Linked DNA regions of Mus musculus: region 1 is linked to region 2. Evidence: chromatin loops called from intact Hi-C (ENCODE). Cell type or tissue: left cerebral cortex. All regions are shown on one strand. Each heading gives the region's core, and the rest is flanking DNA. Links, peaks and the distances in the headings are about the cores only.

Region 1 (8,128 bases), core at 2,736-6,735, 69 kb before region 2:
CAAAGAGCTCTTCCATTGAGACAGCCACAGAAGAACAGCGTCCTGCAGTTAGTGGGAGAGGAGGGAGAGAACACCCTAGTGAGAAGAAAGACATTCTCTGCAGAAGGTGTGAACTATTTCTGTTCCTATAATACTGCCAGCCCTAAAACAAAGTTACAAGAGTAGCTCATGGGGAGACAGGGATCGCTGAGCCCAGAGTGAGCAAAACTTACGCTTTCTGTCTGCAGGATAGAAGTGCTCCCCACAATGGAGTCTCACTTGCAATCTCAAAAACTAAGCTGAATGCAAGCTTTATATTGATTGTGCAGACCTGACAGGCACCAGGAGGCCTGGGCCAGTAGCTTTGTCTATTGGGTATCACTCTCTGGAACACGCGCTCCAATGTAGCTATGTATGCCTCAACATGCTGGAATAAGCCCAAGGTTTAGAGATCCAGTGGGAAAGCTTCCACAGAGCAGGGATTTGTGCATCTTAAATGCCTGGTGACTCCTAGGAAGTTGAACATGTTATTCACCACTGCTCCCTCTAAATAAGAGACTGTCTCAGGCCACTGATGTACTGCGTGGATATGAACTCCACAGGCATGGAATGGAATTAACACTACCACCTACTAAGTCAACCTGAGGCTGTCATGAGGGAAGGCACATAAAATTAAACTAATTCAGCCACAGTGCTTTTAAGAATGTTTAAGGAAGGTTAACACTAACCACCCTGCTTTGTTCACTTCCCACTGTATAGGGACATCAACATATCACAGGGCACTGTGATATGTTGAGAGAGAGAGAGTTACCTTGAAAAATGTGCTAGACTCCTCTGCCACCTCTCAGGGATGCACTACAACCTCCAGAAATTTACAATGCTTACCATTCTTAGGTCACAACTCTTCCTTTGGGGATGGGAACAAATGTCAAAGTGACACTGAGAATCATCACACAGGACTATGACTGCACTTCAACCTCTGTTGGATGTTCAGCAAAGGACTTCCCTCACCTCAGGGAACTCTCCCATCAGGGCTCGGGTTTGAAAGAGGCAAAGCAGAGATCGCTTGCATTCTGCTCCCCTCCTGTGATGGCTGACCTGGTTGAGAGATGTCTAGGACTACTGAAAGCACCTCTGTGCATGTCTGCCAAGGGATTCCCCGAGGAGACTGACATGTGTGACAGCAACTGAGTGAAGAGGACCGCTATACACACGAACAGCACCACCCATTCAGCTGAGGGCCTGGATAGGAAAAATGTTGGAAGAAGAGGAAGTTCATGTGCCAGCTCCATTCTGCCTGAGCAAATACGTCTGTCACTGTGGTGCCTGTCACTGCTGCTGTCACCTGGGGAAGTCAGACTCCAGCTTCTGTGGCCTCTCCATGTGGATTTAACACCACGCACTCTCCAAGAAGTTTCCAGGCATTCAGCCTCAGATTGTGACTGCAGAGGTGCCCAGTTTCTCAGACTGAGCATCTCCTCGGTTCTCTACCCTTCCCCCATCCAGATACCATGGTCTAAAACCATCCAATAACTCCACCAGCCTGCATATATTGCTGATGCTGCATTTCTAGAGAACCCTGCCTAATGTAACTACTTAAGCCCCACTGGAATGACAAGGAAGTTTGGAGGAAGGAAGGGAAGGAGGAAAGAAACCAGTGATAGGTGACTTTGCAGAGTACAAATTGTTAAATTCTGGCCATTTTTCCTCTTTCTTCTTTTCATGTGTATGCGACTTGCACACAACTGTGTGCATGTGTGTTCGTGCATGCACGTGTGTGTGTGTGTGTGTGTGTGTGTGTGTGTGTGTGTGTGTGTTCTGTATAGTCAGGGTGCACAAATGTGTACATGATTGTGGAACTCTGAGGATATTAAGAATTCTCCTTGATTTCTCTTCCACCTTATTCATTGAAGCAGAGTCTCTTGACCAAAACCAGAGCTCATGGAGATTGCTTGACTTGAAAGCCATCTGCCTTCCTAGACTGGAATAACAGACAAGCTGCCATGCACATCTGGCATTTAGATGGGTTCCAGGGACCTTAAGTCTGGTCATTTTGCTTGTACAGCCAGGGCTTCAACCACTGAGCCATCTCACTAGCCCACATTGTGGGCATTTTAAGGCCAGAACCAGAAACTGTATGCAGAGCTGTTGATCCTCCAGATGGTCTCTATCACCTGATATAATTAGACAGTGTCCCCTCCTCACACAGAACTGGGGCCTTGTGAATAATAAACAAGAAACATTGGGACAACAGGGGATACTGGAGGCTGCAGTTAGGGGGGGGGCAATTGGCAATTGGTACACTCTTGACCTCTCTGCTCGCCTCTCGCCTCACACAGCTGTGTGGAGGGGTTTTCATCTAGAGACACTGACAGCTCTGTGAGAAAAGACATCCGAGATGTTGAAAGTGCCAGGTCCCAAATGAAGAGACCAGCTTCCCTCCTCATCACCTCAGATAAAGTCCCACCCATCATCAGTCGTGTCCCTGAGGACAGGGAACTCACTCACGTTTTCTTAGAGCTCTGCTTTTCAACTTGAGTGCCAGCCTTGTGGTCCTCTCCAAGGTGAAGGAGACAGACACATCCACCACAGTGTTTAAATCTGTGAGCTATAAAAACAGCCACTGAGGTTGATAGACATTCCCTCAGGAGCTGGAGTCATGACTGTGATGACTGAAACCACTGGTTTCCATCAAGAGACATCTGGGATGTTTCTTCTTTAGACAGGATATCAGATATCCCAGGTTGGCCTTGAACTCCACAAGTAGCTGGGGATAACCTTTTGATTCTCCTGCCTCTGTCTTTAGAAGAGCACTTAGATTACAACCATGTGTCACCATACAGAGTTTATGTGCTGCTGAACTCAAACCCTGAGCTTCAAGCATGCTAAGCAAACACTCTACCAACCAAGCTACGCTCCCAAGCCCTCAGCCCACATTTTTTAACACAAGGTCTTTGTCTCTGTGTCTGTCTCTGTCTCTGTCTCTCTGTCTCTGTCTATGTCTCTTCTCTCGCTCCCTCCCTCTCCTTATCCCTCTCCCTCTCCCCCACACCCCTCTGCCATTCAGGTTGCCTTCAGCTTCAGCAACCCTCCTGTCTTCCTGAATGTTAAGATTGCAGGCATGAGTCACCATGGCAGGCCATCAGGGTTGGATTTCTAAGAACACAGTGTGAACATGTTCCTCCAGTGGACACACAGCTTATTCTAAAGCAGTCTTCTTAGGAGGAATACATGTCACTCAGAGGGCTAGATGACTGTTGTAGTCCCTTACAACACAGAGGTTTGCGTTTGAATACACTGCTGTTTGTCCTAATACCTCAAGTGGTTCCGGCTTCTCTAGAGGATTCCAGGCTTGCAAAGTAAAACCAGTGGGGGAAAAAAAGTTCTCCCCAACATAACATTTCTGTTACGAACCTCCTGCAAGGTCACGTGAAATGAGTTGGCTGCTAGTAGACTCTTCAAGTCCCTGGCTAAGGGAATAAGCCCCAAGAGATATTATTGGCCAAACCCTGAAAGATTCTAGGATTGTTCTGTATATTGACCAAGATTGTTAGTGCTGAGATTCAATATGGCTGCCCTTGAGGACTGCCATAGGACAGCAAGAATGGAAAAACCCACACAGCCTTAAAATGCATTATTGATGTCTGACTTTATGAGGAACTAGGAAATTTTGAGGAATTCTTTTTAGTGATAAAAAAGGAAAAACCCTTCGCTTTAAACAAACAAACAAACAAACAAACAAACAAGGATTCTAGTTTCCTTTCCAGTTGCTTTGAAAAATCACTCTAACAATAACAACAAAAGCAACTTAGAAAAAGGAGTTTGTTTTCATTTTAGCTCACAGTTCCAAGTTCCAGTTCATCACTGTCAGGAAGCCAGGATGGGATCCGGAAGCAGCCAGTAATAAATACCCTCATTCATCCACTTACCAGTTTTACATCCGTTTTGATTGAGGCGGGGCCTTGACGCAGTGCCAAGGCTGGCTTTGAACTAAGGATCCTCCTGCCTCAGCCCCTGGAATTCTAGGGTTTTAGGTTTGCATGATTACACCCCAGACCCCTAGTTGCCTTTTGGTTTTTTGTTGTCATTTGTGGGACAAATGTTCACTGTGGAGACCTGGCTGGCTTGGAACTTGATACGTAGACCAGGCTGGCCTCAGTACAAAAGGTGGGCCCATACTCAAAAGAATAAAATGCATGTATGCTTACTGCTCAGCTACTGTTCTTCACTTTATGAAATTCTGACCAGCATATGAAACAATTCCATCCACTTTTAAGGTGGGCCTTTCCACCACAACTAACCCAGTTGATAAAAATCTCTCACAGAAATATCCTCAGGCTAACTGAATCTAGACAATCCCTCACTGAGAACCTTGTCACAGATGATTCTAGATTGTGTCAAGTTAACAATTAAAACTAACCTTCAGAGAAAGTAGATACAATCAGCACAGTGGTAGGAAGCCAAGCTCACAGAAGTCCGTGAGCTTTAACACTTCAAATGACAGCAGGACTCCTGTGAACTTGGTGGTTGGTTGCCACCCGCTTGTTCTCTGGACCCTACTATTGGCAGTGATGCAGAGCAGACAAGAGGATCATCTAGTTTATCTAATAAATCAAAGCCTGAGTTGAAATTTGGGAAGCTGAGGGTGGGAAGCTTGGGTTGTGTCCTTTGGGTGGGAAGCATCCTTGCCAAAGCCAGTTTTGATTGCTGCTTCTTTTCATGGGAGGTGGTTCCCTCTGGGAACTCCCTCTGACTGCCTAAATTCCTCACTATGGCAAAGAAAATATATCTGGGTTTTGGAGTTGGGCTCATTCGAAAGCTCTGTGCATATCCCCCACACTAGCACTTCAAATGCCTACCCAAAGGAAAACCATGCTTGTGAGACTCTTTGCACCCTGGGGATCTGTGGGTATAAAGAGGATGAATCAGGAAAGGGGCTGTAGATTCAAGTCTTTTTTTTTTTTTTAATGAAGGATATACTCTGTCCCCACCGTGAATAGTAGGACATGATGAATAATTCAGTGGCGTTCTCTCTTTCTTGCATCAGGCAGCTCACAGTAAAGGACAATTTCACTATTCCTCCACATCAATAATGTTACCTCCGTCCTTTGGACGCCAGAGCTATAGCACAGTTCTTACGTTAGAAAAGACTGTAAAAGCTATTTAATCCCACCCATTATCAGAGACACAGAGAGAAATTGAGGCAAGGTGGTTAGGTAGTTTGCTTTATCTACAAAGGAGGTTGAAGGCAGAACACAGCTAGGACCCTGGAGTCTCAACCCCTAGCTGTCTCTGCTTGTTTGTCATAGACTTCTCAAGTTTCTCTGTATATAACAGATGTGATTCAAAAGGATCATCAGGTCCACACCACTGTATAATATGGGAGGGTGCATGTCCATGTGCATATGTTTGTGTGATTGATTGTATGTGTGTGGAGGTACACTGCTTACATCTGTGTGATTGTGTGATTGTGTGTGTGTGTTGGTACATGTGCATATGCCTGTGCATACATGCAGATGGTAAAGATTGACCTTGGTTATTGTTCCTCAAGAGTTACCTACTTTAAGTTTTGAGCCCCCCACCCTCACCTGGGGCTCACCGACTCAACTATGCTTACTGGCCAGCAGGCCTCAGAATCTGTCTGTCTTCTCATGTGCATGCCCATGGGCGCTGAGGATCAAGCTCTGGTCGTTGCACAACACAGCAGACACATTACAACCGAGCCATCTTCCCAACCCCCTGGTCCACATGATTATAGCGTCTGCCAATGGTAGACAGAAGGCTAAGCCTGTGTTGTTTCTTTCTGGGAACCCTGAAGCCTCAGAGACTCAGCTCTTTACACTTTTCCCTGTGCTGTGACCCTTTCCAGAACTTGATAGCTCCAGAGGAAGAAGCAGTGCGGTCACCCAGCACTTGCAAAATTCTAAGAAAACCCTGACATGTGGATGGCAAGTCCCACGGTGTTCTCTATCTTCTATGTCAGAATCCACAGGATGCCAAAAGACAAATGCATTTTTCTCTTCCAAATTATTCCTCCTACAAATGCTAAGCATCTCCATCTGGGAGGCATTTAACATGTCGAACAGCTATTGCTGGTCTGTAGGAGGACTCGCCAAGTATCAACTGTTTCCCTGAAATAGCTCCCCTTATTGCTGCAGGAGCCGCCAAGACTCAGCCCAGGCAGGAAGAGGAAAAGAGTATGCAGTGAGGTCTAAAAGTTAGAGGGGAGCGAGTGCAATGGGGCGTTGGTTGGCTTCACACCCCAGCTCTTCTCCCAAAGATGTGTCTCGAGGAAGGCACGTACAGAGGCAATGTGCATGCAGATGGCTGTCACCTGTTTCATCTCACAGATGAAGTTCATCCAGATAGGAACAAGAAAACACACATTTTCTGCTGGACTAATTTAGAACACAAGTCCCATAAAAGATGGCAGTGGTGGAATATGTGAGCTTGGGTAGTACCCAAGACATTGTCTTTACCAGTGTTCTGCTTTCTGACCTGTGCAGTCCAGCCAGTGAAGATGAACAGAGACCCAGGACAGAGACCCATGTTCTCCATCATCACAGATGGTCCCTGGGGATGCTGACTTTTATTTCCATTGCCATGATAAAAATGCCCCAACAAAAGGCAAATTAGGGGAGAAAGGCTTATGCTAACTCATGATTCCAGGTTACAGCCCATTCTAGAAGTCAAGGTGGCAGGAACTTAGAACTGCTAGTCACACCACATCCACAGTCAGAAGTAAAGAGGAACAAACACATTCATGCTGTGAGGTCATAGCTCACTTTCTGAACTCTTACACAGTCTGTGACCCAAACACAGGTGGGCTGGATCTCTCAACATCAGTTAACACAATCAAGGTAATCCCCCACAGACATGGCCACAGGGAGAACTAATTCAGAGCACTCCTCATTGAGATGCTCTTCCCAGTTGATTCTGGATTGTATCAAGTTGACAAAGAAAATTAGCCATCAAATGGAGGTGTGTGACCTCAACTAACCCGAAGTCTAAGTAGGGTGGATTGCTGTAGCAGCTGATGCCATGGGATTTGCAGGAGTTGGAAGAGGTAGAAGTTACTCCTAGGTGTATCGTCAAGTAAGTCACTCATCCTGCTAAGTTAGGATTTGAACACAGGAATATTAGTTGAGAAAACTGTCTCCAGTACAGAGATGAGCTTGACAAAGTTATAAACCTGGCTAGAAGAGAGGCTCATCCTGTCATCATCTCTTCTCTTCAGTCATTGTAAGCGACACACAAGAAAAGAGTGGGTTTGGATGCTCAGAGTCAGGCACTGGACATGCTAAGATGTGTCAGATAGGATGTTGGAGTGCTTTTATGAGGTGGCTGATCAGAAGGGTTAGGTGTAGAATCTGGGATGATAGGACTAATACCTGAAGGACCTTGTGTGACACTGAGGAAGAACAGGGAATGAGCCCTTGACTCAGGCATGAGAGATCAGGGATGATATTGGAGAATGGAAGAGTTCAGTATTGGTGATGAGGAACGCAGGGGCTTTGAGAGGCTCAGAATGTCCTCAGGCTCTGAGACCAGGCTAGAGGCAATGTCCTATTTGGATGTGGCGACAGAGCAGGGGCTGATGAAGGTGTTGAAGGGTGTTTGGTTAGCCTGGGGAGTCCCCTCTGTTTATGCTCCTGTGTGGAGATGACTCACACCCTGCTGGGGTTCTGCTGACAGCCTGTGGTGGGTGGGAAGGTGTAGCTTGGAAAATGTGCAAAGCTCTTGTCTGCCACTTGTTTGTCAGCGTTAACATCCAAGTTTGTGCTGTTGTTCTGCTTTCCTCAGTGTGTTGGCTTTGGTTGCTGATGCCTTAGTCAAGAGCAAAAAGCTGGCTTATATATGTTAGATGCTCACTGGTAAGGTGTGTGGGTATGAGAGGGACTGAGACAGATAGACAGACAGACAAACAGACAGACAGACAGTGACAGATTCCCTGTGGAGTTTGTGTTAGATTACAGTGGTTGTCTAGGTATATTATCATAACTGATTCTTTACATAAACTAATTCTAGTCTATTGACCTCTTCTTCTGCTTGAATGATAACTAATTGGCTAGAAAGATAACATTTCAAACATTTTTTTTTATGTGTCATGTGAAGTGGAAACTTAAGTTGGTTTTTTTTTTTTTTTTTT
Region 2 (8,128 bases), core at 2,326-6,325:
CTTATTTTTGACAATAAGATGACTTTTGTGATGAAATTCTGAGAAAATACAGGCATGTGGGCACTGCAAACCCACCTGTTTACATCTGGTGATTTTTTGTTTTTGTTTTTGTTTTTTTCAAGATGGAAATTGGAAAGGCTAGCAGTGAATCCTAGTGAAATATTCATGACCCCACCTAATTTCTAATTCAATTAAAAGGTGCTAATGTAGTTAACTGTGACAACAATTATTTTTGTTAATGAATATATTTAAATGCTTATCAGCAAAGGTGATAAGGAGTGCCCACAAGACCCAGACACAAACTTGAATTTCAATTGGTTTCTGGAATATAAAGGTTGTTCTGACAAAGCTGTGGACTAAATTCTGAATTTACAAAATAGATAATTTCAGGATTAGCTGTTCAGTTACAACACCAGTCTTCCATTTTCTTGAGAATTCAAGATAGGATTCTTTTAAAGGTGATTTCTTCAATTGCATTTACAAAATAGATAATTTCAGGATTAGCTGTTCAGTTACAACACTACTCTTCCATTTTCTTTAGGATCCAAGATGGGTTTTTTTAAAGGTAATTTCTTCAATTGCATTTGAAGACAGGGTTTGATTTATAAAGATTCAAATTATACTGATGGTGCAAAAATCCAAGGATGAGAAACTGGGAAATTCTAGTGTTTGTTGTTAAGGACAGCATCTCTGCAGCTGAGATGTCACAAGATTGTTCCTGGAACATAAATTTATGTACTGAAAGCCCTTTGTACCAGACATTGAATAGAGTTTCTTCCTAAAACCTCATTTCTCCCCTGGGTAGACGGTTGAATAGCAGACAAAGTGTTAGAGCTGGTATACCAGATGTCTAGACATTGTCTCTTGTCCTTACACTGGTATTTAAGTCATAGATTTGATAGTGTCCCATTTCAAACTGTGCCATTAAAATGTGAAATTGCCTATTTTAAATTTTACAGTGTTTGCATGACTTTCAAAAAATGCCTTTCTGGCTTACAGATGAATAATGTCTCTTGGATTTGAATCTTTCTCTCTTCCACTAGCAATGAATATCTGCAATGTTGGATGTGAGCCCCTTATTATAAGAAAGTCTTGTGTTAACCCTTAACTTAACAACCTGTGAACTAAGAGGTTTGAAGGAAGTCATTTAACCTTGCCGAACCAGTTTCTTCATCGAGTAAGGGAGAGTTTGACTATCTTGCATACTATCTTGCAAGGATGCTGGGCAATTAGACAAGTAGCACGTTATCTGAGAGTGGCTTAATGTGCATATGCTGATGGTTTGGAAATGGCAGTAACTACTGTTGTAATAATTAGCTCCTAAACACTTTAATCTCAAAATATCCTACAGAGTTAGTAACACTTTTTTAAAATTTTTAAACAATTCATCTTTTAATCTTTTTTGGAATTTGTAAACATTGTTTAAGACTTTTATATGGGCGTATATGTGTTTTGATCAAGTTTACCTCACACTGCTTCCCCTATGGTCCCCTCTCTAGACTTTACCTCCCACTACTTTCCCCTCCCAAGCTGATGTGCTGTGCTTCTCCCTTTTATGAAAAATAGATTCTTTTCTCATACAAGGTATCCTGATTATAATTTCCCCTCTCTCTACTCCTCTCGGTTCCTCCCCTCGTCCCCTCCCATCTGGATCCACTCCCTCTCTGTCTCTCATTAGAAAAGAGCAGGATTTTAAAGAATAACAACAAAATAAGGTTAAATGTAATAACATAAAACAAACACCATCACGGTCTAAGTTGGACGAGGCAAACTAACAGAAGGCAAAGAACTCCAAGAGAAGGCAGAAGAATCAGAGACCCACTCGTTTAGATACTCAGGAGTGCTATAAAAATACTAAGCTGAAAGCCATAATATATATGCAGAAGACCTGATGTAGCCCTGAGATGTGCTCTGTTCTTAAAACCCCTGATTCCACTTAGTGATAGATATATGTCTATTGGTGTAACACAATCTAATGACACATAAGAAAATTGACTTTTCCTTTTCCAGAAGCTACTAGTTGCCAACAGCTCCTTAACTAGAGGGGCAACTTCATGAGCATCCTCCACCCATGCCAGGATCTTGGCTGGCTTGATGTTATACAGGTTTGGTGTATGACCTTGCCGGTCTTATGAACTCTGTTTAACTCCAGACACCCTTTGTGTCTGGTTCTTGAAATCTTGCTGCTTCTCTTCTGAGATGGTGCCTGAGCCTTGGGAAGAAAGGGTATGATATAAATATCCCTTTGAAATCTGAGTACTTGTCACCCTCTTATTCTCTGCACAGTGACTAATTATGAGTCTCTATATTAATCATCATTTACTGCAAAAATAAGCTCCTTAATGAGGGTTGAGATATGCACTTATTTGGGGGGTATAAAGATAAGAACTTAGGAGCAGTTTACTACCATATACACTTAGCAGAATAATAGTATTAGCTAATTTTCAAGGAACTATGGCTGGCCTAGTTAGTCAAAGGTTTATTTATCCAGTTAAGAGAGCCAAGCATATGCTCCATATTGTGGAGTTGTCTTAATTCTTGCCAATGCTTTTGATGCCCCTCCAGAACTTGATGGACTAGGCTATATTGTTTAAGATACCACATATGCTAGAGTCATAGAACATGGGAAGTCAAGCTGCTCTTTCCCTAGAAGCTCCATCTCCGGCTAGCTTTCACACTACTGGAATGTCCTATGCAGACTAGGGAGCAATCGATTTGCTCAGTGAACTTGTGAGCTATAATAACTACTGTCTGGCAAGATATGTCCACTGGTATAATAGTACAAATGCTGTGGGAGAAACCAACCACTTCCTCTTAATTTATGTTTAATTTTTTTTAATTTAAAAGTTTTTGTTTGTGGTGGTTTGTGTATGTATTTGTGGTGTGTGTATGTGTGTGTGACACACAGAGAGAATTTATAGTATATGCACCTCTGTGTGTAACTAGGTATTTGTAGTGTGTGTGTGCTTGCACAGGTATGTGTATCTATTTGAAGTGTATGCACCTTCCTCTGTGTGTGTGTGTGTGTGTGTGTGTGTGTGTGCTTGAGCCCGTGCACACATACATGCATTTATGGTGACATATTTGTGTGCACATCCGGAAACCAGATGATGAAGTCCGGTAACCTACTTTATCACTTTCTGCTGTATTCTCTTAAGATGGGGTCTCACAATGTTCCTGAAGCTAGGCTAATAGTCAGCAAGCCCCAGAGATTCTCCTGTCTCTGCCTCCTGTATGTCTAGGGTTATAGCCCTCCAGACAACCAGCCCAACATTTTCTGGAGGCCCAGTGATCCAAACTCAGCTCCTCGAGTGCTTTTTTACCACACGGAGCCATGACACACTCTTCTTAACATTGCTTCTGTTTTGATGATGAAGAAACAGAAACTCCGGGAAGCTTGGTGCATCATGTGCTTGGTCAGAGGCAGCATTAGCAGTTGAACCTAAAAACCATGCTATGCTCACAGGCCTTATTTCTGTCACTTACAGTTCTTATTCTACCTCCCTTTAAGTTGATAGAACTCTTTCACACCTGGCAATGCATGTTATTGCCAATTCATTTACAGGTTCTTAAACATCATTTGTTAGCTCTGTTGCATCACACAAAATATCTATCATCTATCTATCTATCTATCTATCTATCTATCTATCTATCTATCTATATCTAAACTCTTTATTATCTCAGTATTATATTCATTCTTGCTCTATCTATCTATCTATCTATCTATCTATCTATGGAATGATATACATGTTATACTTTCTCTTCACATATTGTATAAAAACGGTACCAAAACCATGGGATATCCATCAGTAAACATGCCCTTTAGGATGTTTGGGGAGAGACTGGAGGTACAAGTTCCACAGACCTGGGCCACACTCCATAGACAGATACTTTCAGATACCTGAGGTAACTGACTCTATTCCTAAGACTAAAGTTCTTCAAGTTCCCAAAAAGAGTGAGATGAAGAAAGGACAGATTCAAATATTTGGCTGGTGGCCTCGATTCTGTAAATCAAATCAGCAGAATCTAGCCAGACAGAATGCTTGCTGGTGTCCTTTACCAAGCCAAAGGAAGGCTCCAGTCACTGATTTGAAGGATTTTGCTAAAGTAGCTGGGAGGCAGAGAGGGAGGGAGGGAGGAGAGGGAGAGAGGGAGGGAGGGAGGAAAGGGAGAGAGGGAGAGGGAGAGGGAGAGGGAGAGGGAGAGGGAGAGAGAGAGAGAGAGAGAGAGAGAGAGAGAGAGAGAGAGAGAGAGAGAGATTTTTTTAAAGTCATTAAAACCTCAAGCCATGGACCCAAAAATATATGCTAAATGAATGAAGTCAGTTGAAAAAAAAATCCCATTTTATGATGAAATCCATGTAGACAGACCATAATTTGTTGGTTCCATAGGGAAGGGAAATGGCAGGTGATAGGATACAGGGCTTAATTTTGATGTCAGGAAACGTTCTAAAATTGTCTGTGGTTAGAGTTGCACATGTCTGAAAGAAAGTACAAACAACACTGAACTATAAATTTTATATGTGAAAACTGTGCAGCGTGTGAATGACATTGTCAAAGAGCTGCTACAAAAATAAGTCCCAACAGCCCACTCAGGCAATCCGGTGCCAAGAGTAGCGCCGGACTCCTATTCTCAACATCGATACACACTCACTGTTTCCTCAAGGTTTTGTGTGTTCTTCCCTTCCTTTCTCTTGCCATCCCTAGGCAAACTGATGGCATCCATATGGTCCCCAGTACACAATGATAAAAGATCTTGGAAGCCAAAGAACCTCTCTATTTCTTTTTAAAAGCATGCTGACTTTCCAATCACGCTAATTTGTTTTTGTATATTCAGGATATACATTTGAAGGGAATTTATACACCACCCAACAGCCATCTGTTCCCATGCTGCTTTTTAGCCTACTCTGGGAGTGGCTGGAAGTTGGGAGAGGAAGTTATTTCAGCTTTCTCTTGAACTTCCTACTCAGAACCCTCAAGAGAGAGAGAATACCACAGGGAAGGAGGGGGTGGGGCGAGAGGGGTGCTCATTCTCTAATAGAATTCAGATGTTATAATCTACGAGATCCTAAGTCAATGACTTAACCATCCTCAGCCTGTTTTCATATCTTAGATAGAGGATAATCATAGTTTCAGTACCTACTAGGCTCATTGAGAAAATGAAATAAGAGGATATCAATAAATCACTTGTCTTGACACACAGTATACACTCTGTGGATCAGAGCTATTCATTGTAATGGCTGTGATTCCATTACAATTGATTTGTGTGGATAGACTTTGGAAGATCAATCTTTTGTCTCTTCTAGCACCTCTACTCTAGAGAATACTCTAGAAATACTTGTCTTCCTGTAGACCTCCTATTACCTAAGGTGATTACTATTCTAGCTGGACCAGGATGTAGACTATAGCAGTTCCTTAGATATGAATTCAATTCTGGTGTCCAGAGGGTGATATCCTGGTGTCCTGATATTTGAAACTTCCCTTGAAGCATCTGTCTCTGTTAGGTTTTCCAGTCCCTATGACCTCTTGACATCCCCTTTCATCTCTGAATCTTGACAGTGATTTCTAGAAGAACAAGCCATGGATCTCTAAGGAGAAGAAATCTAGGAGAAAAAATGTGCCTGCGAGAGTGGATTCTGCACACGTGTCTCCATGAACTAACTGCTTACCAGCAGAAGTGAGAAGTCAGGCTTTTCCTGGTATCTGATTTTCTGGTGCCACAGGAAAGACCAAATGCATAATTCTACAGGGACCTAAGAAATCTTTGTCCCTTTCATAAGGGTGGACCTGCTCATGTCCCCATTTCTGCCTGAAGTTGCAGCTGCAGGGACCTACATGGTGTTTGCCCCTTTAATAAGATTGAACCTGCTCCGGTCACCTTCCCTTCCTATACTGATGACTTATGCTCCATGTCTCCACTAGAGTTTTTGGTCTCCAAGTTCAGACTTTGTGTGCCACAGAAACCAACTTCTGCTACTAGGAGAGATGTCCACAGGTTTTAAGGGTGTGCCTAGAAAAGTCGTAACCTACAAGACCAGGTGTGGTGGTTTGAATATGCTTGGCCCCGGGGAGTGGCACTCTTTGGACTTGTGGCCTTGTTAGAGGATGTATGTCATTGTGGGTGTGGGCTTTGAGAGCTTTCTCCCAGCTTCCTGAGGATGACAGTGTTTTTCCTGTTTGCCTTCCGAACAAGATGTAGAACTCTCAGTTCCTTCTCCAGCACCATGGCTGCATGGGTGCTGCCATGTTCCCACCTTGATGATACAGGACTGAACGTCTGAACTTGAAAGCCAGCCCCAATTAAATGTTGTCCTATAAAAGTTACCTTGGTCATGGTGTCTGTGCACAGCAATAAAACCCTGACTAAGACACCAGGCTTAGGGATTAGAGTCGTTTATTATGAATCCCATAGAAAGAAAAACCCAACTAGTGTTTTGTTTTGCTTTGTTTTGATTAAAAACAAAAAACAAAAAAACCCCTGCTCAGAACCCCATGTTGGAGTTTATAGGGAAACAGATTGCCTGCTGCAGCCATGGCTATGGGGTACACAGCACATTTTCAGGGTCCTCGCCCCTCTCCAATCTAGAAGCACATCAGGCTTCTAGAATCTCAAATAGAAGCACAAATGAGGTTTATGAGCCATTAATCTTAGGTCATGTTTCCAAAGTCTCAAAAACATTCAAGAACAATTAACTGCTTTACTGAAAACAGATTGTGAACCTTGCAATTAGGTAGATCCTGGGGGCGGGAGGAGACCTTAAATGGTCAAGTGTTCCCACCCTAGAACTTTCAGAGGGTACAGCAAGCATAGTTCTCACAGTCTTCTGCCCCTGCAGTGCCCTAGTTGCTCATGAGAAGAAATGGGGATGTTTCTAGACTTCTTCACACTATTGTAAGGTGTGAGTTTGGTATGGTTTGAAGCAAAAACAAATGTGGTTTGAGAGGAAGCCCCCTCCCCCCTTAGTTTCATTGGCTTCTGTTGAGAATCTCTTTTAGGACTATGAGTCCTTCCTCTATTATTAAGAGATTAGGAAAGAGCTACCGCTATTGTTTGGATGTGGTAAATGTCTCCCCCTAGCATTGAAGGCAGTAGTTCTCAACCTGTGGATCTTGACCCCTTTGGAGGTCAGGTTACATACAAGATATCCTGCATATCAGATATTTACATTATGATTCATAATGGTAGGAAAATTACAGTTTTGAATTAGCAATGAATTAATTTTATGGTTGGGGCATCTCCACAACATGAGGAACTGTATTAAAGGATTGTAGCATTAGGAAGGTTGAGAACCCCTGGTTAAAGGTATTACATCCAGAAACATATGTGAAGAAAGTTCAGCTATGTGTTTGGTGCTTGGCTGATGGTATGAGGTCATGAGAGCTTTAAGAGCGCTGTTCAGGGCTGGGGATTAGCTCCATCTGTAACATGCTTGTCTTCTGAGCATGAGGGCCTGAGTTCAATTCTTAGAACTGATCTAAAATAGCTATGAGTAGTGATGGCACTTAAAATATCAACGTTGGGGAGGAAGAAACAGGCAGATCCCTGCGCTCACTTGCTGGCCAGCCTAGCCTACATGGGGACACTTCAGGCAGCAAGGCACTTTGTTGCAGTAAATAAAATGGACAGTGCATGAGTAACCCAACGTGGACCTCTAGCCTCTACACACACTTGTACATATGGGTACCACTTGTACATATGGGTACCACTTACACACAAACACACAAATGGAGCCCAGTAGAAGGTGACTGAGTCCCTGGCATGAGACCTTTAGATAGAACTAATATAATGATCAATGGACACTCATTTGTGACAAGAGAGTTGTCATGAAAGACAATTACCGGCACGTCCTGCTCCTTTCCTGCTTTCCTGTCTGATAATGGGATTTTCCTTTATTGCAAAACCACTACCATGATGTTTGATAGATGGGTGGGGTGGGGTGGGCTGTGGCATCAGAACCAGTACTGTGCTGTTTGAACTCTCAGCCTTCAAACCTGGGAGCTTGTCATCTGGTGGGGCTCTGACAGACCAAAGAAAGAATTTCACCCTGGTCCACCTTGCTGAGCCAATGATTTTGTTCAGGTACCAGGCACAATGGTGATGCACAAGTAGCTGCAACACAGAAAAATCC

Evidence for each region. Peaks named below come from ENCODE experiments on the same cell type or tissue, not always from the same donor. Only the 100,000 strongest peaks of a DNase experiment are listed, where the experiment ranks them.
Region 1: it touches region 2 in a loop (9-fold over the local background); 4 of 42 quality-filtered maps call a loop at or near these places.

The regions. Positions count from the first base shown.
Region 1 is chr7:117,100,935-117,109,062 of GRCm38, forward strand. No RefSeq gene overlaps it. Among named protein-coding and RNA genes, the nearest start is that of Gm39075, 120 kb to the right of the region's middle. In left cerebral cortex, for the core only: no CTCF peak of the experiment used is centred there; DNase peaks (open chromatin) are centred at 3,977, 4,799, 5,235 and 6,088; H3K27ac peaks cover 2,305 bases.
Region 2 is chr7:117,170,340-117,178,467 of GRCm38, forward strand. No RefSeq gene overlaps it. Among named protein-coding and RNA genes, the nearest start is that of Gm39075, 54 kb to the right of the region's middle. In left cerebral cortex, for the core only: no CTCF peak of the experiment used is centred there; DNase peaks (open chromatin) are centred at 4,643 and 4,834; H3K27ac peaks cover 279 bases.